7 separate regions of the Mus musculus genome follow, and all the other regions are linked to region 3. A link is a loop called in an ENCODE intact Hi-C map of the cell type or tissue named here. Cell type or tissue: heart. All regions are shown on one strand.

Region 1 (4,000 bases), 110 kb after region 3:
AGTAACGTTCAAATTCTTTACCCCAAATTATAAGGTCATTCATAATGGAACATGGATGAAAGATTTATATCACTGCTCCCTGTGAGCCGACTTGCTGTCCTCTCCATACTCAGGCAAATTCTAAAGCAGGTCACCTGACCTAAGCTATGCAGCTGCTCAGGGCTCCGAGGGGCCTTGGAAGTAGAAGCTGAGAACATCTGATCTAACAAGTTGCTGAAGAACGAAGAGACAGGGCTCCGATCCCCTACTTCCAAATACAGTGGGACCTGACCCTTGGCTTTAGCTGCCCAGTAATTCCAGACAGCATTGCCACGTGGGTCCATGGCCTTGGAACATGGCCACAGAGAGACATCACTCTGGTTGGTGCCCACAGCTACCAAAGACAAATCAAAGCCATTGCTTGAAGAGCTTGTATAATTGCTTCAGATGTAGGTGAAGGCACAGGTGTGATTTCAAACTGTTCATAAACACAGCTTGTGTATCTAGACCCTACCCTTTCCTTTGGATAAAATAAACACAAGTTCCCTTTCTCAGGCATATATGATACCCACATTTAGATACCCTCTTTCTTCTTAATCTACCAGTTCTTATTCTGTATGTGCTTCATTAGTAGAGAAACTGAAGCCAGAGAGCTTAAGTAACAAGTACACACCAGGAGTTAGTGGAAGGGGCAGGGAAAGAAACTTGGGCTTCCCTGGTACTAAGCCTCAGCAAGTAACCACTGTATGACTAAGGCTCTTTAGAAAGGAAGCAGGTTGGGGGCTGGCTCAGTGGCTAAGTGCACTAGCTGCTTTTCCACAGGACCTGGGTTCAGTTCCCAGCACCCATATGACAACACATGACAATCTGAAATCCCAGTTCCAAAAGAATCCAGTCTGTGATTACTACACACATGGGGTACACAGGCATACATGCAGGCAAATACACATACACACAAAATAGATAAGTCCAATGAGAAAGGAAGCAGGTGTCTCAGGCAGGACTTTATGGAAGCGGAGTTTGAGTCAGAAATTCAGGCCCACATAATGGAGTAACTTTCGGGGACCTAGACTTGAGATGGGATTCCAACCAAAGGAATGTAACTGGGTAATGAATATGGAAAGCGGCTTTCTTGATTAGCTGATATTACGTAAGACTGTCATAGTGAACTGGGAAGAAGTGATTCTCCTGCTGGCCTGGAAGCAACAGCCAGCTGCTGCTGCTGCTGCTGCTCCTGCTCCTGCTCCTGCTCCTGCTCCTCCTTTTCCTTCTTCTTCTTCTCTTCTTCTTCCTCCTCCTCCTCCTTCTTCTTTTTTCATTTTTTTTCATTGGATATTTTCTTTATTTACATTTTAAATGTTATTCCCTTTCCCCATTCCACCCCCACCCCCCACCCCGTGGAAACCCCCTATCCCATCCTCCCTCCCCCTGCTTCTATGAGGGTGTTACTCCACCCACCCACTCCCACCTCCCCACCCTCGGTTCCCCTACACTGGGTCATCTATTGAGCCTTCATAGGACCAAGGACCTCTCCTCCTATTGATGACAAGGCCATCCTCTGCAACGTATGCAGCTGGAGCCATGTGTATGCCTTTGTTGATGGCTTAGTCCCTGGGAGCTCTTAGGGGACTGGTTGGTTGATATTGTTGTTCTTCCGGTGGGGTTGCAAACCTCTTCCAACTCCTTCGGTCCTTTCTCTTTTTTTTTTTTTTTTTTTTCGGTCCTTTCTCTAACTCCTCTATTGGGGACCCCGCGCTCAGTCCAGTGGTTGGCTGCGAGCATCTGGCTCTGTATTTGTACGGCTCTGGCAGGGCCTCTCAGGAGACAGCCATATCAGACTCCTTTCAGCATAACAGCCAGCTTCTTAAGGCCTCTGGAGAGGGTTCCATTGTGGTTAAGGAGGTATGGCATGCTCTTAGGGAGCGCCCTCTGCTGGCAGGAAGCAGTAAAATAGAAACCTCAGCCATTACAGGCACTAGGTCAGTACAGAGCAGGATGAAGGAGAGACAACTAGGGGGCAGGGTCTTCCTCTATCCACCCCTAGATTACAGTTCTGTGAAACCCTGTCTACCCATCCTTCGAAAGCGTAAGGCGACGGCTATGTAGCTTTTAGTCTACCAAGCCTATTAAGTTTGTTATTCTCAAGGGAAAATTAGCACGGGGTGACACCGAACACTGGGTTAGATCTGTGAATCGCGGGCTAATGAACATGTATGTATACTTAAATATATTCCAGAAACCCAAGGGCTATTATTATACCTGTAGGAAAAGGAATTAGAAAACTATTGTCTAGCATGGCACAATGAGTCTGCTGAGAATAACCTGTAATTAACTGCAGCCGAGTTCATTCTGGGATTCCTTACAAGGCTCCCCACACACACCATTTCCAGCCGGCGTGGACACCAGCATTCAGCTCAGAACAAGCTGCAACCACACTTTGGCTCTCTAATTTGTTAATAAAATCATCTATCTCCCATCTCCAATGATTGTGCTACTGTTTTATAGCATAATTATTCTGGCCCTGGATTTTAGTGGTAGGAAACGGCCCATGGCTTTTTTTTTTTGGATTGGTGTTGCATGTTCTATTGTGAGATTGTTAGTTGAGGCCAAGGGGAAGACAGTGGAGGCTTGGGGAAAACCAGTGTTTCAGAGCTCACAGATATCTAGAGGCAAGAGGGAGTGTCTTGAGGCAGACTCACATGGAGAAGCTACCCTAGGAGAATGGGATAAGGGGAAAGCTTGGCCGAAGCCTGCATTCTGACTTCCATGGATAAGGAAGGCAGGGCAGCAGGAAAATGTGTGACTGGCTAGCTGGATCACTGCACCAGCTCTGGACTGGAGGAGTGGCCCCCAGCTGCTCCTGGCACTAGGCTGGATCAGACAGGAATACCGTCCCCAGGTCCTATGTGCAGACAGGGAAGGTCACTCTGGGTGAAGCCGGTACATAGCAGAGATACAGCTGTACTCTGTGTCTTCTTTAAGAATGGGCAAGCCCTGACAGGACCACTGCCTCCCCAGACCCAGCAGAGGAGCATCACCACTTTCACAAACTTGAAAATGGCCTGTTGTTCAAAGGAAACACATTGCAAGCTCCCAGTTCAAACAAAGGTGGGCTGGCTGCATTTTAAATGCCTTCATCTCATTTCTCACTTAAAAAAAAAAATCCATAAAAACGACACTGGAGACAGTGGTCTGTGGTGGAGGTCTGGCCTGGCATGCACAGAGCCCTGGGTTCAACCCCCAGTAACACACACACACACACACACACACACACACACACATTTTAAATAAAATCTATAAAGATAATCAGATGTACATAGCATGAGTCTGAGGTCAGCTTGAAGATAAAATTCCTAAACTGTGTGAGGGAGCTCAGACAAACACACTGTGTCATCTAAAGGTGCAAAACCAAAATTAAATAATTTCGATTCTTTACAATTCCCACCTGCCAGTTAGTTGAGTTTGCTCCCTCCCTCTCCCCTCCCCCTCCCCTCCCCCTCCCCTCCCTCCCTCTCCCCTCCCTCTGTCCTCCCCCCTCCTCCCCCTTCTTTCTTCCTCTCTCCCACTCTGGGAAAAACAAACTAAGAAGCTGGCAAAAGGCAGACAGTTCTCCTGAAGGAGTTAGGTGATAGGTTTGAGCCCAGTACTCTCCCAGCAAGCCGCTGGGAGCCACAGACCTCTGACCACTGGGAGCCACAGACCTCTGGCTGCTGACTGTCACTCCCTGGAGCACAGGGAAGCACAGAGGCTGCTGTGGTCTGGGGTCTCCCCACCCAAGAGCAGAAGGAGTTGAAGGCTGGTAGTCCTACCTGCAGAGGAAGGCACAGCACTCGCTAAAAATTAACATCCTGACCCTCTAGCCAGCTCAGTTAGGGAAAACCAAAGGACTGTTGGAACAGGAAAGGAGCCAAGTTAGTTCTTCAGTAATGAGACGTCATCATTGCCACTGGTGTTGAGTGCCGGCCTACAGCAGGGCTGGTCTTCAGAGCATCCTCAGATGGAATATTACAGAATGGCTTCT
Region 2 (4,000 bases), 140 kb after region 3:
ATAGGCACAGTGGTCGATTGCAATGAGTCTTACTCTTTAGCCACTTAATCAATTTTTTTCTTAGTTAAAATCCATAAGCGCACAGAAGGCAGCGGAAGATCCTAGGTACCCTGCTCCCTCACTCCCTGCCTTATTTCCTTGAGAAGCATCTCTTGCTGAACCCAAAGCTCTATAGGCATGTGTGGCCATACCTAGCCTTGGTTTTATTTATTTATTTTTTTAAATAGATGAGATCTAGGGATTCAAACTCAGGTTCCTATGGGCATTGATCAATCCCACCCACTGAGCCGTCTCCCCAGTCCACTAAACTATTCTTGGAACAGTTCTATGTGTACAGAAACACAGGACAGTGTACAAAGTAACCTGTTCTCCCACCAAAGATGTTCTCTGTTATTAGCAGATTGCGCTATTGTGTCAGCATTTTCTCCACCTGATGACCCAGGCTGCTGTGTGGTCAGTCACATCCCACTGCATGGGTGTGTGCCGTCTCATCCATTCTCTGGGGCTTAAGGAGCAAATGGTGTTATGTACCATGTTGTCTGTATCATATGGGAGAGTATTCCTGCCCTAAAAGTCACCATGATGACTTACAAAGAAAGACAACAGGATGCTTGAGTCTGCTTGCTTTTAACAAGATGTTAATATCTATTGTCAATTGGCTGAAAACACTCGAAACATAGTTACTTTGTGAGCCTCCATCCCTAGCATCCTCCTCATGCCTCCTAACATCAATTTCTCATCTGAAATTGGATACTTAGTGATGCTCTAATCTGAAATTGGATACTTAGTGATGCTCTATTCCAAACCAGACAATGAGAGAGCAGTAAAGGAAGGGAAAGATCTTTATTGCAGAGTGGAGATTATAAAAAGGAAAAAGACACCATTCTCCATGCCTTTCTTCATTTCAGCTTCTGCTTCTCTTTCTTTCATGAAATCTATTCAAGAGAGAAGGAAGGGCAGGTTAGATCACCATAGTATGCATCTGCACCCTGAGAAGGAAGGGCAGGTTAGACCACCACAGTGTGCATTAGCATCCCTGTGCTGGAGGCTCAGCCTGGGATGCTTGGGCACTGCTCAGAAAGTGATCTAAATGCTACAGGAGATTTGAACAGCTCCACATTGAGCAGCCTGCTTTGGACCAAAGACAGGATGAGAAACACCACAGGTAGATGAGGTAGCCTGATCAGGGGACAGAGACACAGCCACAGAATAGGAACTCATGTCTCAAAACAGGGAAGACCAGAGAAACTCCTTGCAGGGGCTCTAGCCAGGCATCAGTCTGTGAATGAGAGACAGAGGGGCCAATCAAAGCAGTGGCTGGCCAGAGGCTGTGACAGTCTGAGGAGATAGGGCTAGAGACCAAATTTCCACAAATCTATCCGCTCAGCCACCCATCAGTTAATCTGTGCAGTAAGCAAGAGTGTGTGGAACATTTAAGGAGGGTTGTAAAGATTAAAAAAAAAAAAAAAAGACACGATATTGACTTCCCCAAATATTTAAAGTCATAAGCCAGTGGAGAAGATGAATGTCGCCCTACTACGCACTGTAAATGAGATTCTAGATGCCTGACTACAGAGACAAGGGGGAATCAGCCCCTGAAAAGGGCAGTGCAGAGTGAGGTGCACTCAGGTGAACTGGACCGGACCTGGGGATGAACGTGAGACCCAGGATCTAGTGGGGATTGCACACTGTGTGAGACATCCATGTGAGGCAGAGGCAGAGGAAGGCAGGATGTCAATAAGGGGTGCAGACAGAGACCACACTGGGGTGGGGGGCTGCCCATATGCCATAGTCCTCAGGACCTCAGACTTCATTCTTCAGGTTAATAGGGTTCCCTGGAACTTGTATTAAGGGGACTTAGTGACTGAGTCTTTGAGGGCAACAAGAACTGCCAGGAAGAGTTGGGACACATTCAGCTAGAAAGGAAGAGGAGCCAAGAACATGGAGAGGGGCAAGGAAGGAAGGAAGCCTGAACTGATGTCTGTGGCATGCTAGTCACAGCCATGAGGGAGACAGGTGGGTCTCTAAGGAAGAACTTTGGTTTAAGCTTGGAGTGGAGTAGTCAGTGGAAGTGGGTGGCATGCTGTTGCATACTAAGTTCAACCTGGAGGGATGGATCGGATCGACCCCAGGCAAGCACATCAAAGCATAACCACTGCAAATCCTGGGAAGTCACTGTATGTGGTAGAGCATTGGTAAGAGATGCAGAGCAGGCAGGAATGAGAGCCAGGGGAAAGTGGAGAATGGGGTGTGGTCAGGTTTTGCCTCTGGGGCCCCCGTGCAGGTCCCCCACTCTTTTTGTGGAGTCTCGCTCCTTCTGTAGGTAAGCATGTTCTGGAGATCATAACAAGAAATTCTCACCAGTGAGTCTGAAACATGAACAATGAAATCACTCCCCAAAGGCCAACGTGCCTCAGGTGTTAGGGAACAGTGCCCCCACCTGGTTGGTGGTGGTAAGTACATGGCTCACACAGAGCTGTGGCTGGCTACTTGGCAAGAGTACATATAGTGCCACTCAGCACATGGCAAATGTATCTCAAGCATTGAAGTTTCGTATACAGATGTATCACAAGAAGAAAACAGACGCGTGGGAAGCAGGCATAAGAAGATAAATTCAAATCCCAACACTACCTCTATGAGCAGGGCCTCTCTGACCTCCTTGCTTCCCTTCTCTAAGAAACAAATGATTTAATACAATACAATACAATATGATACGGCATGGTATGGTATGATATGAAATGATATGATATGATATGATATGATATGATATGATATGGTATGGCAGGGATATGATATGGTATGGCAGGGATATGATATGATATGATATGTATGGTATGATATGATATGGTATGATATAATATGGTATGGTATGGTATGATATCATATGGCAGGTATATGATATGATATGGCAGGTATATGATATGATATGATACGATACAGTGTGATATAGTATGGTAGGGTATGCTATAATATGCTATGGTATGATATGGTATGATATGATATGATATGATATGGTATGGTAATGTGTGATACAATACAATAGGATATGATATGATGTGATGTGATTGACACAAGACAGTGGGTGCAAAGGCAATAAGCATATTTGTGAGTCATGCTCTCTCTAGGTGCAGAGAGGACATTTGATCAACAGTGGCTGAAGGAATCAACAGTGGCTGTGGAAAAATCGGGGCACTCATCTTTTTGTCATTGACTTATGGGCCAAAACCACCATCAGACCCGCCTCTGACACTGCTCTTAGGCACAAGCTAACAATCCCAATGCCAGCCACAGAGAAGCATAAAGGAAAACACCCCAGCTCAGATTCTTTCGGCCAGTCCATAATTGCCAAGACAGAACTGTCCTAACTACAAAGATAAAGAAGCAGACCCTTTGCAACACGGGAATTGGACCTTGGTTTTCCAAACTATGTATTTTAGAATCCCACCAACAACATCACGACTCTTTTACTAAGTACTAGATTTTACTCTCTACTCTAGTATTAAATCATTTCTGGCAACCTTAGAGAAGACTGGAATGGTATTTACTAGATTATAGACACACTTGCTCAGTTTCTAGTTTAATCCAGGGACTAAGGCAGGCTCATGATAAAACAGAGAAAATGGGATTCACATTTTTAGAATAGCAAGCTCACTAAGACCAACCATCCACCCATCCTACCCTGATTATTTAATGAAATCAATAGGGATATTTTTATAAGTAACCTTATATAGACATTCGGGATATCTTCACTAGTCATTGAACTAAAACAATAAGGATAACCAGTAAGACATCTGCAAAGAATCCATGGCTCAATGGGAAGAAAAAGAAACAAATAAAAAACCAAACCCACCAAACAAAAACATCCCAAATAGCCTTGCAGGTGCTGAGCCTCGATCTCAGGGTTGGATTTCTGTCAGAGTCAGTGGTGCAGGTTTAGAAAGAGATCAGCAGAGCCTGGAGCACACTGGGGCTGCCTCCTCAGTAGAACAAGAGTATGGCC
Region 3 (4,000 bases):
GTTGGCATGGGATGCTTCATCGGGGTCTTTTCCTCCCCTTCCTTCTCCTCTCCCTGATTCCTCTACAGAATCTCCTGGATGAGGTATTTTACAGTATGTACAGGTTGTCATCTGCTCTCGCAGATTTTTCCACTCCTAATTTTGTCACAAGGTTCCCTGAAAGCTGCCAAATGTCAGCAATTAAGCCTCTAACCAAACCCTGGCTAGATGAGTATGGGTTCCCATTGTCCTGGCCATGCATTTCCTATCTCTGGTTGTAACCTTGTCCTTTTCAGGACCTACTGAGAGCCTTCCAGTGGGTTCTATGAGGACCCTGGCTCTTCTGCAACCTCTCTTCCTTCAGAGGAGGACAGCAACTTCTGTTTAATGCATAGTAAAACTTGCTGAAGGTGTTACTGACTCCAAGTACTCTGGGATAAATTAAAGTTCAGTAAAATGCAGCGAGGTCTTCTATCTTGCTGGCTAGTGTCCTCCACCTCCTTCTTGTGCCCGTGTAGAGCTGTGTGGGAGACACCTGTATCCTGTAAAGGCTGCTTCTCTCAGAGGACCACATCGAGCAGCCCAAGTACCTTGGAGCTCCCTGTTCTCACCAGTGTCCTGGAGTGCTGTCCTTAGCCCAGCTCCCCTTCCTGCTAAAATGTCTGGTTATATTACTGAATGGCAGAGGCCTGGCTTCAGAGATGGTTTCCACCACCACTGGTGTGAGGTGAGAGGAGACAGAATCTCGAGTGATCACAGGGCACAAAGAGATACCTGTCCAAGACACCTTTACCCACTGGTCCAACTCACCTAGAGTAAACATAATAGATGTAAACATGGCTCCTGGGCATCCCTGCACAGATCTGTAATCAGTCATAATACCGTAACTCAGGTTGGCTGGGCTCTGAGCTCCGAAGCTACGCCATATCTCTTCTGTTCATCAGTGCTATCTATAAGGGGTGCTTACCCCAGCAGGTGAAAGCAAATGGCTATCAATGGGGCCTATAGGGAGGAAAGAGTTCTTGCAAGGGATAGATGCTGGACCAGAGCCAAGAACAGCGATGGCTTTAAGACATCATTGGATAAAGTCAGGCTGGGTCTCAGGTCCTGCAGCTGAGTGAGATCATGACTCTGATGGCATGAGGACCCGAAAAGCCTGTCAGAGCAGGGGAATAGAGTAGGATTGCCAGGCCCCAGGGCCAGTGGGTACTATTGTTCACTATTTCTAGATGGTTGAGATGAGCTCTTCTCTTTGCAGTTGAGGACTCTGTAACCTTCCTCATTGTGTATCCAGAGGGTCCAGACTTTCCTAGGGAGCTCTCGGCTCACAACACGATAGCCATGCCACAGGTGTTACTTACTGCTGCGTGGCTATTCTGGCTTTACTCTAATGCTCATGGACTGAAGTATGAGAAGTCCTGCCTAGGAAGGCACAGAGCACAAGCCACACAATGGTTCAGAGAGGCTGTGGCCAGAGTCAGCCTAAAAGCCCAGAGGTCCCATGAGACAGAAGTCTTGGGCTGGGCATGTGGGGAAAATGAATACAGAAGACCAAACTAGAGCCAGATAGCAGGCAGTAGGTGCTGGGACCTAGGCTGAGAGACCGAATGGACATCTATCCCAGGAGAATCTTGGGTTCAAGTGTAAGTTAGCTAGGGAATGTCATGACGAGGGCCTTCCCCTAAAGCTGAGGGCTCTGAGAGCTCTTTCAACACTGGCCACAAGGAAGGCCTTGTCACCATGGTCCAAAGACCAAAGTACTGGACATGGAACCAGTGAATTCCTGGCCCAGGGATCCAGGATCATCTTTTATTTTATTTTTTTTATTTTATTTTATTTTATTTTATTTTATTTTATTTTATTTCAGAGTTCAAACAGTTGGCCACACTGGGTCAGGTACTGGATCTAGCAAGTGTGCACAGTAAACAGGCCCCAAATCCCTACTAGTAAACGTGTCGGGCAAGGACAGTGGCCTTGTTCATGAAAGAGGAAGATGAAAGATGTCTTGGGAGGTGAGAGTTTGGGCAAAGCCAGGGTACATTGTTGAGAACCACACTCTCTAAGAGGACAGTGTAAAGGAAAACCAGTCCTGTGTAGCTACAGATCCCTGGAGAGCTTGTACACTGATCATGTATAATTGTTGCATGTAACCCCTGCAGCAACAGTGGCCAGGGTGTTCTGTTCCATTGTCCAATGGACAGACATGTTAAACAGTAGGCAGAAGCCTGTCCTGCCCCACAGCGCCCTCTTCTGGCCATATGGGAACAGCCTGTTCTCAGGCTCAGTGGTCAGACGTGGGGACTACTCCCAAGTTGGCTGGGTAGAGAGAGACTCTAGGGGAGAAAGCAAGACATGTGTGAGCCTTTGACTTAGAAAGTGAGGCGGAGGGTACTAAGGCAAAGTGAGATAGAAGCTTCTAGCAGATAGATCCTCACCTTGATTGTGTGCGCACACCTGTGTGCAGTACCTTGTCATCTATAGGACAAGAACGACCACTCTGCTCATTCACCTCCTGCAGCAAACGTGGGTTTTGTCAACCTCCCTGACAGGCTAAGCAGCCAACCCAACTGGCAGCCCAGGCTTTGGTGTCCATTCAGGCCTTTCTCAGTCCTGAATTAACTTTTGATTAAAAAGTTTTTATTAAAGTAACATACTTTCTAATCAAATGGAGAATAGGGAAAAATATAGATGCAAAAATAAAAATGAGCCTATCCAGTCTCCAGGATGTGACTCCATTGCCATTTTCATGTGGCTCCTTCCAAACCCTGAGGTAGTATTAGATATTTTACTCTGCAAGTAATATTTTGTTTTCTTCTGTAGCTGGGCATGTGACAGGAAGACTGAATCTCACACACTTTGTTTGATGGCTTTATCATGCACCCCGACCCCCACCTGTCCAGTGGTCATTTCTCAGAGCCTACCCGTTATGAACCATGACATTACAAAAGCTTATATATGAGGCTTAGTGGCTGGGGTGAAGTCCTGGAAGACGGATCACGAGGTGGAAGGGTCTAGGTTTAAGTTACTAGGATGGGACTATCACACCAGGCTATTACATGCTTGCTAGGGATCTGAGCTCAGAGCCTGATTGCATAGCAAGTGCTTTACTCTGGAGCCGTGTCTACAGACGCTGGTGTAGACACGTCACTGTTGTTTTTAATGTGCATCTATTTCATTACCAGAACAGCCGAACATCATGTGCATTTTTCACCGAAGTCTCTGAAGGGCCATTGGATCTGCAGTTCCTTTCCTTACCCATAGAGAACACGGTACCAGAAATACGACCAGAGGACCAATGGGGTCAATGATCACAATAAAGATGAAGGTGGACACCGGCCCACTTGAAAACCAGATCAGCCTTTGAAGAGCATTAGGATTCAATAATGTGCCTATCTCATCCTAGACAAGGTGCTAGAAAGGGCCTGTGGAGAGGTCAGTTGGGGAGCAGGTATTCCCCAGGAAGGGCTCGGTAGCAGAATAGGCTCCTCTGTTGTGCCTATGAACTACCTGTGGTTTTGTCCTGTTGCTGCTAAATGTGCTTGCAGCACATTTATCTTCTATCCGGGTTGGCTTGCCAAACTGATTCACTAAAGGCTATTTGCCTTTTCTCAGCCAGGCTTACAGGGTTTTTCAAAAACTGTTTCAAAGGAGCAAGTGGCAACAGTTGCTGGCATCTTTGATTCCATTGTGCTTAAGGATCTCCGTGGTCCATCCATTGAGCCCTGCACATTGCGAAATTCTCGAGCAGCCCCAGTGTGAGGAAGGAGCCTGGCTTACACAGAGACGATGTCAGTTGCCAAGAACACAAATGGTGTAGGGTCAGGTGGTATGACTCAGGCCAGCACCTCAAAAGCCAGGTCACCCTGAAGTCAAGAGCTGTGACTCAGTGGCTCACATTCCCGAGTCAAGCATTTGGGAAATGAGAGCATTTATTTGGGTTTCTAGCTGCTGTTCCGGAAAGTGTGCTCGAGGTTGCTGATAACGGCTTCTGCAGCAGATTCCAATTTAGGGATGATGAAAA
Region 4 (4,000 bases), 76 kb after region 3:
TCCCCATTCCAGGAAGGAGAAAAATAAGGAATGAGGTCACTGTAACCCACTAGTCTGGGCTTCATTAGCCCTGGAACTGAAGCAGTTGTTTCTTCGGACCAGCTGGGCTCTGATGTAAATATCACACACCATCTCACCATAGCACACTTCTACCTCCACCCCTCTCACCACCCCCCACTCCACAAGCTAGCCTCACTGCCCCCTACCCCCAAGCCCTGCCACTCCTGGTAGAAGTGTGGCCAAGTGTGGCTAGCCTTTGTGAGCAGGGTCTTAGAGCTAGAGACCTGGCTTTAGACACTGGGTCCATGGCCCTTTATCCCTGTGTGACTCTTTTGCCCCACGTGGTGGCACCTGCCAACCAGTGATCCCAACACTTGGGAGGCAAAGGCAAGCAGATCTCCATGAGTTCAAGGTCATTCTGGTCAGCCTGGACGACACTGTGAAACCCTATCTCAAAACCAACCCCCCTCATTACTGTGCAACGCTAGAAAAGCTCTGATATCTCTAAGTTCAGAAAGATCAACACATGGATTTCAACAGGACAGTCGGGGTTCTTGACCATTTCTGTATGGGCTGCTGCCTGGGCGGAGCATTGTGCTCCTGGAGTTTGTTAGCAGGACCTTAAGGAGAAACAAAATCTTCACAGATGTGATCACATGACTGATAGGGAAGCCAGGCTAGACCTGGGGTCGGCTTTAATCCAGTAGGCAAGAGTCCGTATAATGAGATGGAAAGAGACACAGAGAGGGAGGGAGGCTGTGTGATGATGAGGATGGAGAGCAGAGCCACAAGAGGTCAATTTACTATACACCCTTACTTAGCACAGTGCCTGGTACAAAGGATGCTAGCAGACAGGCATGGATCTGCATGTCCTGTAGGTGCCAATATAAACGGTTGTGCAGCGAAGAAGTATACTAAAACATGTCTGAAATATATTTTTAAAAAATTTAGGGGCCAAAGAGATAGCTGAGCAGTTAAAGTGCCTGCTGCATGGACATGGGAACTAGAATTCAGGTCCTGGGGAAACCCACTTAACCGCTAGTCAGGCACAGTGGCCCTCCTGGAATTCCAGGCATAGAAGGAGAAGGTTGGAGTATCCCCAAAACAAGCAGGCTAGCAATATCTGTGTGCTCTGGGTTTGATTAAGAGACCCTGCCTTGACAAACATAGAGAAGAGCATTGATTCCTAACATCAGTGTCAATCTCGGGTCTCCACATACACAGGTGCATATCTACCCATCAACACATGAAGAAAACATACCTACACATACATACGCACCACACACATAAACATGAGAATAGAAAAAAACAAAAAGAAGACTTCAACAGGAAAACATCTACAAGAATATGGTATTAAAATGTACTAAGTTATAAGGGTAGCACAATATCTAAATAATCATACACCTATATGATAGAACTATGTGCAATAATTTTAAAATGTTTGTCAAGGTTTTAGTAATACTCAATTAAGACACCATTTCAATGTCAAGAGTAATGATAGGTAATTCTAAGTTTTGTTTTTTCTTTCCTGTGTGTCTGTCTGTATGTCTGTATGTTTGTATGTGTGTATACATATACATTATACATATACATACCTGAGCAAGTATATAAATATATATATATGTGTGTATATATATATGTATGTATATATATATGTATATATATATATATATGAAGAAAAGTCTACCTTTTAAAAAATCAATTCAAGAAACAAAATACATGATATGTAAATGTAACTCCTTACCCCCTCTTTTTTACTGCAGCATAGATTTTACAAATGAGTGCTGTGTGTTCTTGTGTCTGAGAAAGTACTTACAAAAATGAATAACTTAGGACCAAGCTCATACTTGCATCCTGAAGGATTCTCCCTTTTGGCTTGGAACAGCATGATGTCTTACAGGGAGCTATCTTTCTGTGACTTTATTGTCTGAGGCTCCGCTTGGCTTGCAGATCTGAGACAGGCGAGCTCCGTCCACCGGTAAGCATGGTTTCATGCCTGAGGGGCAACCATTTGCCATATGAGGCACTAAGTTGGAAAGAAATTTAAACGGAGGTTTGTAGAACTTGAAGCAGCTGTGGTCATACAATTTAATATGCTGGAGAGAGCAGAGTTTCTCTATAGTAAAAGCAGGTGGTATCAGAACAGAGCTCTGGTGGAAGGCAGTTAACCATTCCATGATAAATATACCCAGATGGCCTTCAGACAACAGCCCCAGCTCAACTTCATGTGACACCAGCACCAGCCCTGATACAGGGCTGATACATGGCCATCTGGAAAATGCATCCTTCAGTCCCAATAGGCCTACCTTTGTAGGCGTATTGCATTTCCTCTAGCCCACTGACAGCAAAGGTCACCAAAGCATGCAATGCCACTTCTGTTTATAACCTTAACCAGGCCTCACGATTTCTAGAGTGGTATCTAGAGCGTGGTTTTCAGCCTTCCTAATGCTTCAGTCCTTTAACACAACTCCTCATGTTGTAGGAACCGATGTTGTGGATAGCCCTGAGGCTAATTATATTTGATGGTAATTCCATTCTTTTGTGAGTGGTTGAGAACAAAGAATGAGTCTGCACTCAGGTGATTTCCTGTAAACCTGCTTCCCACCTTAATCTGTAAAATGAAGGAGAGCTGATGATTGGGCAGATAAAGGGAGGTGGAGCAGAAGGTGGAGAGAGAAGAAGGAGAAAATGGAAGAGGGAGAGGATGCAGAGGAGGAGGAGGAAGAAGAAGAAGAAAAGCGGAGCAGAAGCACAGGGCCTGGAGAAACTGCAAGTTCTAAGGGGTCTCATAGATGTGGAAGATGGTAGTGTAGCGGTAGATCTGCCCAATCTAGGCACACAGCATGTAATCATATTAACTGTGTGGTGTTTTCATTGCCTGGGCATATCTGGGATGGAAAGATTTACCACAACAGACCCCCAACCATAAAATGATTTTTTTTGTTGCTACTTCTTAACTGTAATCTTGCTACTGTTATTTTTAAAAAAGATTTATCTATCTATCTATCTATCTATTTATTTATTTATTTATTTATTTATGTGAGTACACTGTAGCTGTACAGATGGTTATGAACCTTCATGTGGTTGTTGGGTATTGATTTTTTTTTTTAGGACCTCTGCTCACTCTGGTTCACTCTGGCTCATCCTGCTTGCTCAGTCCCTTCTAGCTCTGGCCCAAAGAGTTATTTATTATTATAAATAAGTACACTGTAACTGACTTCAGATGCACCAGAAGAGGGTGTTAGGTCTCATTACAGGTGGTTGTGAGCCACCATGTGGTTGCTGGGATTTGAACTCAGGACCTTCGGAAGAGCAGTCAGTGCTCTTACCCGCTGAGTCATCTCGCCAGCCCCTTTCTACTGTTATGAATCATGACATTAATATCTGTACTTTCCGATGGTCTTTTAGGGGTAGAGACTCACAGGTTGAGGACTACTGATCTAGATAAAGCTAGGCAGAGTGTAAGGTTGTAACTAGCAACCACCATATTGTGAGAAGCAGCCTGTGGGTGAACAGAGGCAACGTAGAGCAAAATCACAGCCTCGGCTCAATTTCATGTGATGCCAGCACCAGCGTTGTATCCATGAAACAGGCCATCTAGAAAATGGATCCTTCAGCCCCAGTCAGACCCCCCAGATGACACAACATAGTCTGCACATAGCAAGGTACTTAGCCAGGCATAGCACGCCTGTAATCTCAGGACTCCAGAAACTGAGGAAAGAGGATCATAAGTTCAAGGCCAGTCTAGACTACTCAGTGAGACCAAGTCTCAACAACCAAGTGGTGCAGGAGAAAGACTGAGCCTAAATACTTCAACAATATTCCATTAAAAATTTAAAAACATTTTTTTAAAACAAGAAAAATGAAGGTTTCTTTATCTTAGAATTTTGAAAGCTGAATGTGCAAGCATGATGATGGCATTCACCTCCTGTCCATATTCTAGAAGGTAGATGGTGGCTAGTGGTGGGGACATCTTGTGACAGGGTGATTACCTGGAAGA
Region 5 (4,000 bases), 73 kb before region 3:
GCAGTGGGAAGAGGGCAGAGTGGGGGAACGAGGGTTCCCCAGGATGTCAAAAGAACTGATGACAATCTAGCCCAGCTGACCCCCAAGGAGGTGAGAACATTGTCTCAACCCTAACCTCTCCATGACCATAGTATGTCACTGAATGAGGAATTTTTGCAGTTTGTGCAAAGATCAAGGATGAGGACTCCAGCCTTCAAAGTCAAGCATTCTAGCAGCATCTTGCTATCCTTAGGCCTCCCAGCTGTGATGGTTGGTTAATCTAGAATCACCTAGGAAGAAAGTCTCCATGAGGGGTCTCTTAAATCAAGTTGATTTGTTGGCATTTCTGGCAGGATTGTCCTGATTGTGTTAATCGAGTTAGGAGGATTCATCCACTGTGGGTGGCACCATTCCATAGGCAAGCATTCTGGAGCATGTGAGGGTGGAGAGAGAAAGTGAGCTGAGTGTGGTTATCCAAGCATTCATTGTTCTTTGTTACCTTGACTTCCTCAGGATGGTAGTCCACAACCTGTAACTGTGAACTGAAATAAACTCTTCCTTAAAGCTGTCAGGCCATTTTATCATAGCACCACAAAAGGAAACTAAGATATCTGCCTTCCACGTAACAGCCACGTTTGAACCCCAGGCCTTTCCTTCAAGACCTCCCTTGTTCTGACACTTGTGTGAGTGCTGCAGATTTTCCCAGAACCCCCAGGGAAGTGTCTCTAGGGTCAGTTCCAATGATGTTCCTGCTTTGCTACTTTCTGGCTCTCTGCTTTCTTCTTTAAAAAAAGGAGAAGAAGAAGAAGAAGAAGAAGAAGAAGAAGAAGAAGAAGAAGAAGAAGAAGAAGAAGAAGAAGAAGAAGAAGAAGAAGAAGAAGAAGAAGAAGAGAAGAGAAGAGAAGAGAAGAGAAGAGAAGAGAAGAGAAGAGAAGAGAAGAGAAGAGAGAAGAGAAAAAGGAAAGCTTTTTCTAGGCTATGGAAGATGAAACTGAATCAGGAAGCTGTGTCACTTGGTCTGCAGATTACAAGCCCCAGCCAGAGGCAGGGTTCCTACAGACATCTAAGCACTGAGCTGTAGGTGACACACTGACCAGAGGGCAAGCTTGGGGTGCTCTCTCTCTCTCTCTCTCTCTCCGCCTCTCTCTCTCTTTTCTCTGTCTCTCTCTCACACACACACATCCTTAGCAGCTTCTCAGAGCAGGAAGCAGGGTGACATTTCATCTATCGAGTCCTTAGTGAATCTCCACACATGCCCAGTGCTGACATATCCTTCTCTAGATGAAGTCTCATGATCACATACAATGCTGGCAGGAAGTCCATGTTTAACATCTGCAGCTAGAACCCTCTATGAGGAAAGTCACAGTATCATTTTGTCTGGATTTTGGAAAGAAAGGGTCTGTGATAGAGGGTGGGAAGACCCACAGACAACAGATCCAGGACAAGAATAAATGCAGGCTCTTGCTGTGTGACACCCTTATTGCCCTCAAAAGAAAGAAGGAAAGACCCCTCTGGGCCTCTTTGGAGATCCTGCCACGCCATGCTATCTGTTTCTGGTGCTGGGGCCTCAAGTTCCTGCCGTGCTGTGGTTTGAACTCCTTAAGTTCTGTCTTACTAATTCTCCCATCCTCCCAGCCCCTTTGCAATGACCGGCAAGAATGGGTAGATAATCCAAACCATTGTTCACCAGGCACGAGGCTATATATGTTCATTTTTATCCCTATGTGAGCCGGGAGCATCTCTATCCTGTCTTAGAGAGAAGAAATGGTTGCTTTGGGGGAATGCTTGGCCCATGTACAGCCAGGTAGCAGAGAGCAAAGGCGGGGCACCGGTTGTCTGGCTCTAAGTTTGCTGCAATGGAAGTGACTTATTCTGTTCATGAAGGTGTCATCAGTGCAGAGCAGGGTAGGGTCTGCCACCCTGTGTTCTCAGTCCAAACCCACTGGGCACCTGTCCTCTTGCTTAACCACAGTCCACACTGTACATTGAGGCCAGTCTCTAGCCCCGACATCCCCAGAAGGGCGACAGGCGCGGGGCGCAGCGCCGCCTTATGCCCCAGTGCAGGAGGCATTTGGATTTATTTCTCCAGCTGTGGGGTAAATCCAGGGCAGTTTCTTTTCTAGGCTCACTATCAACATGGCCTGCGCCTGTTTCCTCTCTGCAAAACTTCACCTCATTTCTTATTGAGTCCGCACTTCCTTCTTTTGTGTAAGGAGTCCCCCTATTTCCGGTCAAGCCTTATTTTTTTCTTTCCGTCAGTTACTAGTTACTGTTCAAACAAGTGTGAGTTTCCCGCTTCCTTCAGAGCTGAGCCCAACAGCTTCATGGGACACTCCCAGAAGGGGACATCCACAGGGGACAGTGTCTTTGTGGTATTGGTCACTTTTCTTATGAGAAATTATCTCAGGCAGAGAATGAATGTAATGGAGTTCCTTTCACAATCATTTTGAGGACGTTCGTTTTTTAAATTTAAATTATTATTATTTCTTTGGAAATTTCATACATGAGTACACTAGTTTACATCATTTCCCTGCCCCAACTCTCCCTGCAACTTCTCCCCAAGTCTACCCTACACCTTCTATAATTTATAACCTCTCTTTAATTATTATTACTGCATACATTATCTATATTATACACACATATACAACATACTGAGTGCATTTAGTGGTACTCATATGTATATGTGTTTAAGGCTGACTGCTTGGGACTGGATAACCTATCAAGGGATTGCCCCCCTGGTAAAGACTGATTGTCGTCTCGGTAGCCATTGATTGTCTGTAGGTCTTCATCTAGGGGAGGGGCCTTGTGAGATCTCCCTTATCCATGCTGGCATGCAAACTGGTGGTGTCGTTATGCAGGTTTTGTTTAAGTGGCTGTATTATTGAGATTTCATGGGTATAGCTTCTTAGAAAGGTCACTTTAGAATCTAATTTACCTGGGAACCAGAAGGTCTTTTTCCCCCATAGAAACTGAGATAGACTGGGACTGTTTAATGATGGACTGTTTTTAATGAAAAATAAAATAGCAATGCCCTAGATAATTATGCAGTTTTAAAAGCATTCCAGTACACTGAAACACCAGTAGATTTCAGGTATAGAGAGCAGTGACACATGCAGACAGTAAGGGGAACACCTCCTTGTTCTAACCACTCCAGACGTCAAACGCTAAACCTAACTTCTCTTGCTTCTTCTCGAACAAGTGTGCTGACAGCCTGGCTTCCCTGTGTTGCTCCACCAACCCCAGTGAGGACTTGATCAGCCTTGGTATGCCTTTGAATGCATGAGTAAAACCCCACCATAGAACTCACACCCCAGGAATCCTCATTTCTTTCAGTTTCCTCCACAACAGTGGTTCTCGAATTCTCTAATGCTGAGACCCTTTAATATAGTTCCTTGTGTTGTGGTGACCCCCAACTATACAATTACTATTGTTGCTACATCATAACTGTAACTTTACTACTGTGGTGTGTGTGTGTGCGCGCGCGTGCGCGTGCACGTGTGCATGTGCCTGTGCCTGTGACTGTGTCTGTTTTGAGATTGAAGTTTGCCTAGAGGGTGGTGACCCACGGGTTGAGAACTGATGTTCTGCGACCAAGAGAGGATGGCAACCATGGAAACCTAGATGCAGAGTCAGGTACTCACTCGAGACTGGAAAAACTAGATCCAGTCCATTGCACTTCTTTGTCCATTGCCCGTATTGCTGTACAGAGGAAACACACATGAGTCTAGGCTTAGCAGGAGAAAGGACCATTCTCTCAACTCCTAGGCTGAGATACAGTCACGTTTATTTCTGGAATAGTCTCCTCCTGATGGGCATTACTCATGATAGTACTTCTTGTGGCCTTTAAATTCTATGAGAGATTCCATCTTACATTTGAGGAAACTGAGGCAGGGAGCAGGAGTAAGCAGGCCACTCCAGGGAGCTGATGTACAAGTGAGGCCTGAAAACAAAGAAGGATTAAGGGCTCTAAGGATGGTCACTAGGACAGTTGCAATCCCTGGAGATGATCTGTGGTCTGGGC
Region 6 (4,000 bases), 630 kb before region 3:
TTATCTCAAACAAACAAACAAACAAACAAAGTAGCAACGGATGTAAGGAAAAGAAAGAAGCAAAGAAACATAGAAAGAAACAAATATTTCTTAGAAGACGATCTAGTTCCTTATTCCCAAGAAGCTGTGGGGCCCAAATCCAGATCTAAGCATCTTGGTGGACCAGAGGCCTCCGATGAGAGGCTGGATTTAAAACACTGCCACCTTATGGCGGAGGGAGGAACTGCACTTGTGGTCTCTGAGTCCGGTGAGTGCCTAGTGGCTATGCTCATGTTTCATGAGTACAATGTGTGCTACTTGGGGTGTTGGGGATCCCATGATTTGTATCCTTTAAAAAGCAGGAAAAGCTGGGAAGAACGTCAAAGGTCTAGTAGATGGGTGGTTCATGGAGGAGCAATGACCCTAGGCAAGCAAGCAGTCATTAACACAGGCAGAGAGGGGACGGGAGAGGCGAGTACTTGGATTCCCACAGTTCAAGCACATCAGCGAGGGACCCAGACTGACACCAGTGCAGAGTCTTCCTTGTCTGATTGGCTGGCAGGTGATCCACCCTTCTGGCTTCCACCAGTGCCCTGGGGCCCCATCACTTTCTGACTGGGAGACTGTTCATAAGCTACTTCCTCAGGCGAATGCTTGCTGTACATTTCTTTGCCGACTTCACCCAGCTCCAGCCTTGAACAGAAGCCCTGATCCCCATAGACCCTGCCTCGGTGGGACTGGTTGACTCTCTTATCTTAGCTGCTGAGAGTCAGGTCCCAAGTAGGAGTGTCTGGGACTTCCTTCCTTTCTTGCTACTTAAAATGTCTTGATTAGATTTTCCAGCCTTATCAGCTGTGAAAGGCAGAGAGACGTCTAGCTGCAGGCAAACCCTGCCGCAGACACCTCCTGCTCAACTCTGCTCTGGAGAGTTCCTGGAAGAAGTGTGTAGCCTCTCAGAGAGGATCTGGTGTTTTAGAGTCTTCTAGGAGAGGAAAATTCAGGTGGCAATATCTTTGAGGGCAGAACAGATTTCTTGATTTAACCTTGCTTTGAAGGCCAACCAAGGTTCCCCGGCTTGAAGGCAGATCTTTCTCCCAGGCTCACCTGCAGTTCATACAGAACTTTCTCGAGGCCCAGCCATGTGGTCACCTGTTGACACTATGGAGCCGTGGATTCAAGGTCACCTAGATACGGTATCTCACAGAACATCTGACCTGGAAAGGTGCTCTCTGTCTTGTCTCTCTTGTCCCTTTAGAGGAGGGGACTCCACACCATTTGGCTGCTGTCACAGGGTGTTCTAGAACACCCTAGAGTCTGCTGACATGACATCCATTTTCTTTTAAGGTTTATTCATTTTATGAGGATGTGTGTGTGTGTGTGTGTGTGTTTGCCCACCTGTATGTTTGCACAGCTTTCCTGCTTAGTACCCAAAGAGGCCAGTAGAGGGAGTCAGGTCCCATGGACCTGGAGTTTTCCGGCAGTTTTGAGCTGCCATGTGGGTGATGGAATTAAACCTAGGTTGTCTGAAAGAAGAGTCAATGTTCTTAACTACTGAGCCCTCTCTCCAGTCCTGTATTCATATTTGAGTGCATTAAGTGGACTATGTGCATGCAGTGCCTGCAAAGGTCAGAAGAGGGCGCCAGATCCCTCTGAGCTGGGGTTAGAAATGTTTGTGACTCACAGTGGAAATCCGCTGGGGTCCTCTCCAAGAGCGCGAAGTAAGTGTTCTTAATCTTTCCAACCCTGCAATCTGCTTTCCACAGCGGGTCACTGCGGTTCTCTTAGTGCAATCTTGACGTCATTTCGGATAGAAATTTTGACAGAGAAATCTGTAAGGGCACTGGCCTTTAGTGGTTCTTCAAGTCTCAGCAATTTCTCACTGAGATAAGATGCAGACCCCTCTTTGAAGCTGACTTTGCTGAGCACTCTTACCCTCCTTCTGGAATGGCATGCTTGGAATGTGATTTCAGCTTATCAGCCTCCTCCCCAGCGGCCAAGGCAGTAGCTAGTCTCCAAGGCGTCCAGAAACCTTCACCTTCTAAGCCTCTATAAAACTGAACTTGCCCATAGCCGCCCCCACCTCTCTTCTAGTCTCAACCTGTTGGCTCTGGATCCCTCCTCCCCTGAGTGACCTCTGGTCTCTTTCAGTGCTGAATGCCCTGGGGGAGGGGAGGGGGAGGGGGAGGGGGAGGGGAGGGGGAGGGGGAGGGTAAGAATCAAAGCCATTCTAGAAACTTCTGTCTTGTACTTTGATGATTTGGAAATTCCATGGTGAAAAAAATATGGACTTCCGCTTTTAATTAATAAAAAAAAAAAAAAAAAAACACCCCTGGGCCAAACTATGGGATTAAGTCAATAATAAGTTCCAAATCCAGGAAGCAGATGTTCCGAGGCCGGTTTATTTATTCAACATGGTGTGACGCTGAGACCTAGCTGCATAAATGCTCTTACAAGACGGGAAATCCTTCCCAAGGAATTTTGTACACAAGAAGCCCCCTTTCCTGTCCCCTTATCTCCAAGGCTCTGCTTTGATGCTTTACCTCATGGCTGACTTGGTTCCCTCTGCAATTCTCGGGTCTCAGTCACCTGACCTTGAGCCAAAGACCCCTTGAGCAAATCTCCCGGACTGTAGGGAGGATAATGAATTACTCCAAATACATTTGCCTCCGCTGCTGCGTTGTCGTTAAGGAGAAATGGTACTTTAGTCTAAGAAAATGACTGTGCACTGAGATACCATTCCACCGTGAACTAGCCCTGGGTAAATTATTTTATCAGCATAATACATAATGATTTTAGAAAGCTTAAGGGATTGGAAGAGAGTCATGGGGCCCCATTCACAGAGCATGCATTTTGGCTTTTGGAGATCTGGATTTACAAAATGAAACGGATTCTCCGGCTGCCTTGGGGGCCAACGCTTTAGTTAATTTAATTTTCTGGATACATAAAGCTAATCCAGAGGTTTGTCTCAGCTCCTTAAACAATCTTAGTTCAATGTGACGGCTGGAAATGTGGCTTCCCTTTCTGAGAAACCATGTGTGGGTAGCCCTGACATGTGAACTGTGTTAGGCTGGATAGAATGGATTGAAGGTTTTATGTGATAGGGCATCTTCCTCGGTGGCCCATAACAGACTCCTTAAACTGCCTTTTACACTAAGGTTGGTGCTGGCTTCTTGTACAAAATAGGCTTGTCCTCTGGCTGTGGTAGGTATGTCACCTGCCCCACAGAGCCTGAGAACTGGGGACTTTCTCTTAGATGTTGTGGAGTACACACAAGATGTCAATTTCTCCCAAGAGCTGAAATTATTGATGTGTTTATAAAAAATATAAAGAGAAGGGAATATGTTCTATGGAAGTGTGATGCAGTATGGAGGGGAAGGGAGTGTCTCTACAGGCCCATACCAAGGCATCCCTCCCCGCTGGGGGACCAGCCACACAAAGGTATAGTATAAAATAGAGTTTATTCAGGGCATGCAGAGGGGAGTTAAGAGGGTAGTAGAGGCAGAGAAAGGCAAAGAGAGAGAGCAGTAGAGGAGAAGAGGCCGGCCATGAGCACGTGGGGTGTGGAGGTGTTGGGGGGGGGAGGGGAGGGAAGCAAAGAAACAAGAGACAACAAGAATGAGAGGAAGAATGGGGCAATCAGCCCCTTTTTTGTGGGTCAGGTCTACCTGGCTAGCCAGGTAACTGTGAGGTGGAGTTTAGACAGAATGCTGTCAATCATGACACTTGAACTTGGGATCTGGGATTGGTCAAGATGGAACTAAGTGGCAGGTCTCATATGGAGGCTTATTAAAAGACAGCGGTACAGATGCTGCCTGGAGGGGGAGGGGAGGGGTGGAGCATAGGGCATGTGCAGGAGGACATGTGACAGGGTCAACAGTGGAAATGTGTCGCCTCTGGGCAGCTAGTGATGACGCGTCTTATTGTTCCAAGTCCCTCAGGGGCTGCCTAGGAAGGTGCCTGATTGCTAACATTGTCGCAGGGTCCTTTTTGGGCTGGCCAAGGAGGTGCCTGATTACTAACA
Region 7 (4,000 bases), 96 kb before region 3:
TCCCACTCTGCCAATGAGAAACTCTACAGCTAGCATGGATTTTGCTGTTATCGTTTTTTGGCTTTTCTTTATTGTAGTTGTTTTCCCCAGTTAATTTAAACATACTATGTCAAGAAATATTGCCCCAAACCTTCCTGTCAGGAGTGTTTAAGTTATTATTATTATTAACTGGGTTTGAGGACAGGACATTTCACATTGTCTCCCCGGCCACACAGTACTTAGAAGCTCAGTGCTTCCCTCTCTGCACAGGTGCCATGAGTGTCTTTGATGTGTAAGAATACACACATGCCTGATACCCACAGGTGCATACATCCAAACTCAAAAATGCTGTTGTTAACAATATGTGGGCTTCACACTTATAAAATAGTTCATATTGCTTTGAGATATAATATATATTTCTGGTAAAAAAAAATACCTTCTCCTCCTAACTTTGTAAGTAATAGTGGCATTTGTCCCTCGGTGCTGAAATGTGGCTGTTTGTGCAACTCCTCAATCAGCACAAATGGATCCTTAGTCACTCATGGCTCTTCTATGTCTTGCCGGCTCCCGCTAAATCACTAGAAGAGAAAGGGAGAAAAATTGTAGTAAAATATATAAGAACCCATAATAAGGGTTGTTTATTGTTTTGTCAGAATTCAAACAACCCCTTGAAGCTATGATACTAGCAAGCGAATGTGAGGAGTGCGGGGTAGGAGGAAGAGCCCCTGTGCTCAGCCAAACACAGGTAGAACATTCAGTAGTCGCTCATTGTGGGTGTGGACGCGGAGGATTCAGGGGGTGCCAAGTTAGAGTTTGAGATTCGTGTTAGAGTGTTTTTAGTTACTGAAAATCTTTCTTTTGTACTATAAATTCCTAACAGTGCAAAACAAACAAACAAACAAAACCCCCCAAAACAAAAACCAAACAACAACAACAACAACAACAAAAATCCTCAATCACCCACAAGCCAAACTCATCTATTTCCAAAAGTCTCCCCTCATCTACTGGGGTTCCAGTGCAGATGACCAAGCCTTTCTCATCTTTTGAGTTTTTCTGATCCAGCTCAAAAGTTACTATGCTAAGTAGGGCATTCTATGGGTCTCTCTCTCTCTTTTTTTTTAACCAGTTTGTATGGTAAGCATGAGATTACCTTTTGTTTGTTGGCATACTGTCTTATTTGCCCAAATCTTTTCTCTCTAGATTGGATTTATGCCATATGGGTGGGATATGTGTGTGTGTGTGTGTGTGTGTGTGTGTGTGTGTGTGTGTGTGATATATATACATCAGAGAGCATCAGAACTCATTGCAGATGGTTGTGAGCCACCATGTGGTTAGGTTGCTGGGAATTAAACTCAGGACCTTCGGGAGAGCAGTCAGTGCTCTTAACCACTGAGCCATCTCTTCAGCCCTCAATATTATAGTTTTGATACTGGTCCCAGTACCACACTGAAGTCTTGGCTAGCCTGCAACTCACTATGTAGACCAGGCTAGCCTTGAATTGACAAAGGCCCACCTGCCTCTTCCTTCTTCTGAGTGCTGGGATGGAAGGTGTGTATCATTCTACCTGGATTACTTCTTCTCAAAGCATTACCTACTTATGGTATTCACAAAGTGCTGTAAATGGTGGGTGTCTAGAAGAGAGGGACTTGGGGAAAGTCAGGCAAATGAACTCCTGGCTTGCTATAAGCCAGGTAGCCAGAAAAGGCGGCCTTGATTGCTGAGGTAGATGCTCCACTTCCTTTTGCCCTTGAAGGCTACTAGAGAAAATTCTGTTGGTCTAGGTGTCATATGGACAAGGGAGACCTGAACTCTCTGCAGCTCCCAAATTGTCAGGAGAGGAGACAGCCTAGACCTCCCAGCTCATGACAGAGGCTAAGTCCAAGCATGCTTCCCAAACATTGCTGTTCAAGGTCTGATCAGCTAATGCTGTCAGGCAGAAGGTAGGGTGGGGGTGGGGAGGGACAAGGACACTCCACACTGTCCTTACTCCCTGTGGCATGTAACCTTCCTGAGCCAGAGTCTTACTAGGGGCTGCCGGGCATCTGGAGGATGTGGGGGAGCATTCAGCTTCTCGTCCAGCTCCCCTCTTCTTTGTCCAGAAATAGGCACACAATGAGGAAATCGCCTGATTCCAAATGGCAACTGTCCCAGAAAAGCAGGTGCCCCACATGAGTGCTGCCGTGCACATGCAGTGACAGAACACTTTCCATTCAGGGCTTGGGAGCCTTGCTTGGTTTATAAAAGGCTGCAAGACTCCAAATGGGGGAAGAGAGCCATTGGGAAAATTGCCTTTGTTCTAAAGAAAACCCAAAGGAAGTAGGCGCTGGGCACTCGGTTTTGGAAGGCTGAGCCTGCAAGGCTCCTGAGCCACTGCCTGCTATTCAAGCAGGTGGTCAGAGTGTAGACAAGCCCTTGTTAGAAAGCAGGTTGAGGTGTCTTGGTGAAGACTTGCCTTTTCCTTTATCAGCTGTGGCCCACAGAGAGCCATCAGATGGTCACTGGATGCCACTTCGGGGACATTTGTTATTTTTTTTTCATTGTTGTGACCAAATTAACTGACAAAAAAACAATTTGAAGGAAAGATTTATTTTGACTCACAGCTCAAGATGCACACTCAATCATGGAGGGGTGGAACATGGAGAGGGGCAAGAACTTGCTTCCCTTCTTGTGGGTCAGGAAGCAAAGAAACCCAGGTGTTCATCCAGATTCTTCCGGTTTCCATTCTGTTCAACCTAAGACACTGTCCCAGAGCATGGTGCCTGCTGCACTCAGGGTGGGTCTTCCCTCATCAGTTAATTAAGCCTCTCTGGAGACACCTTTGTAGGCATGCCCAGAGCTTTGTCTCCTTGAGGACTCTAAAGTCTGTCAGGGTGACAGTGAAGATGGGTCATCACAGGCTGGAAGGTACAATGGGCTGTGACCAGAGTCTGTTTCAAGAAGGAAATTCCAAAGACAGATGAACTCAAGTTGAGCAAAACCACCTGTGGTCCTGGATAAGGTGGGCCTGAAACAGAAGACGAAGAAGGGTGGAGGAAGATGAGTGGCCACAACAGTTGGGTGCTGTTGGTCAATCTGGTAGCATAGACAGAGCAGAATTTAAAAGGGCAGAGCTCTCCTCCCCTCCTCCCCTCCTCTCCCTTTCCTTTCCCACTCTCTCCTCCTACTCCCCTCCCTTCCCTTTTTCCTTCCCTTTCCCATCTTCTCTTCTGCCCTGTCCTGTCCTGTCCTCTCCTCTCCTCTCTTCTCCCTCCATCAGAAAGAGTAGAGCCTGGGTGCCCATGGCTCTGGCCGTTCACACTGTGAGGTCTTAGCTTGTTTCTGCCATTCCTGGGGGGACCTGGACCAGCAAAACCACCCATGGGAGCAGAGAGCCTGGGTCAGCCCCAGTCAGGGAATAGCCACAGAGGCAGGCAGCTGGAGTCAAAGACCACAGAACTACTAGTTCCTGTTACCATGGAGAGACCGAGTGCTGGTCTTTGTGCTTCTCCTAAGGTGAATGATATCCTTCAAGGGGAAGCAACAGAATACCCCCTCCTTCTCTCACTCCTTTCCTCTTTCCTTCCTCCCTACAGTCTTCCCTCATCCATTCTTCCCTTCTTTCTCTTGCCCCCTTTCTCTTTCTTCTACACACACACACACACACACACACACACACACACACACACACAGCACTATTCTAGGCAGCTGGGATACAGCTCTCAAGTAAATCTTTGCCCCTGTAGTCTATCATTTGAAAGGAAGACACAAGTACTATTATGGCTGGTTACAATATCAGTGAGTGCCCAGGTAAAAAGCACTTGGTCATCCCAGTGCTGGGAGAACAGAGACAGGGGGATCCCTAGGGCTTGCTGCCCACTTGGCCTTGCCTGATTGGTGAGTTCCGTGGTCAATAAGAGACTCTGACTCAAAAAATAAGGTGGAGAGCAATTGATGAAGACATATACCACCGATTTCTGCTCTCTACATGCACACACAGACACACAGACACACAGACACCCCCCCCACACACACACACAAACAC

The links. A loop is a pair of places that touch in the nucleus more often than their neighbours do. Peaks named below come from ENCODE experiments on the same cell type or tissue, not always from the same donor. Only the 100,000 strongest peaks of a DNase experiment are listed, where the experiment ranks them.
Region 1: a loop joins it to region 3, with 5 times the contacts of the local background. A loop is called at or near these places in 14 of 42 quality-filtered maps.
Region 2: it touches region 3 in a loop (9-fold over the local background); 7 of 42 quality-filtered maps call a loop at or near these places.
Region 4: it touches region 3 in a loop (2.0-fold over the local background); 8 of 42 quality-filtered maps call a loop at or near these places.
Region 5: a loop joins it to region 3, with 2.1 times the contacts of the local background. A loop is called at or near these places in 4 of 42 quality-filtered maps.
Region 6: a loop joins it to region 3, with 2.0 times the contacts of the local background. A loop is called at or near these places in 5 of 42 quality-filtered maps.
Region 7: it touches region 3 in a loop (2.0-fold over the local background); 5 of 42 quality-filtered maps call a loop at or near these places.

Annotation. Positions count from the first base shown.
Region 1 is chr1:88,454,793-88,458,792 of GRCm38, reverse strand. The region is part of intron 1 of Gm29538 (predicted gene 29538); the gene reads left to right. Among named protein-coding and RNA genes, the nearest start is that of Gm28888, 3.4 kb to the left of the region's middle. In heart, a CTCF peak has its summit at 1,922 (motif pointing left); a DNase peak (open chromatin) is centred at 1,882; H3K27ac peaks cover 713 bases.
Region 2 is chr1:88,423,257-88,427,256 of GRCm38, reverse strand. It overlaps Spp2 (secreted phosphoprotein 2), which reads right to left. Exons shown (of 8, transcript NM_029269.3): 8 at 819-935. Among named protein-coding and RNA genes, the nearest start is that of Spp2, 18 kb to the right of the region's middle. In heart, no CTCF peak of the experiment used is centred here; a DNase peak (open chromatin) is centred at 2,436; H3K27me3 peaks cover 349 bases.
Region 3 is chr1:88,560,764-88,564,763 of GRCm38, reverse strand. Gm19589 (predicted gene, 19589) reads right to left here. Exons shown (of 6, transcript NR_037971.2): 6 at 2,598-4,000. Among named protein-coding and RNA genes, the nearest start is that of Gm41912, 7.2 kb to the left of the region's middle. In heart, a CTCF peak has its summit at 2,230 (motif pointing left); a DNase peak (open chromatin) is centred at 2,223.
Region 4 is chr1:88,484,826-88,488,825 of GRCm38, reverse strand. The region is part of intron 2 of Gm28888 (a long non-coding RNA gene); the gene reads right to left. Among named protein-coding and RNA genes, the nearest start is that of Glrp1, 23 kb to the left of the region's middle. In heart, no CTCF peak of the experiment used is centred here; a DNase peak (open chromatin) is centred at 2,305; H3K4me3 peaks cover 319 bases; H3K27ac peaks cover 1,503 bases.
Region 5 is chr1:88,633,982-88,637,981 of GRCm38, reverse strand. No RefSeq gene overlaps it. Among named protein-coding and RNA genes, the nearest start is that of Gm41912, 66 kb to the right of the region's middle. In heart, a CTCF peak has its summit at 2,046; a DNase peak (open chromatin) is centred at 2,131; H3K27ac peaks cover 942 bases.
Region 6 is chr1:89,189,263-89,193,262 of GRCm38, reverse strand. No RefSeq gene overlaps it. Among named protein-coding and RNA genes, the nearest start is that of Gm34331, 88 kb to the right of the region's middle. In heart, CTCF peaks have their summits at 213 (motif pointing left), 1,373 (motif pointing right) and 1,593 (motif pointing right); DNase peaks (open chromatin) are centred at 1,612, 2,052, 2,452 and 3,852; H3K4me3 peaks cover 733 bases; H3K27ac peaks cover 3,610 bases.
Region 7 is chr1:88,656,651-88,660,650 of GRCm38, reverse strand. No RefSeq gene overlaps it. Among named protein-coding and RNA genes, the nearest start is that of Arl4c, 44 kb to the left of the region's middle. In heart, no CTCF peak of the experiment used is centred here; a DNase peak (open chromatin) is centred at 2,140; H3K27ac peaks cover 672 bases.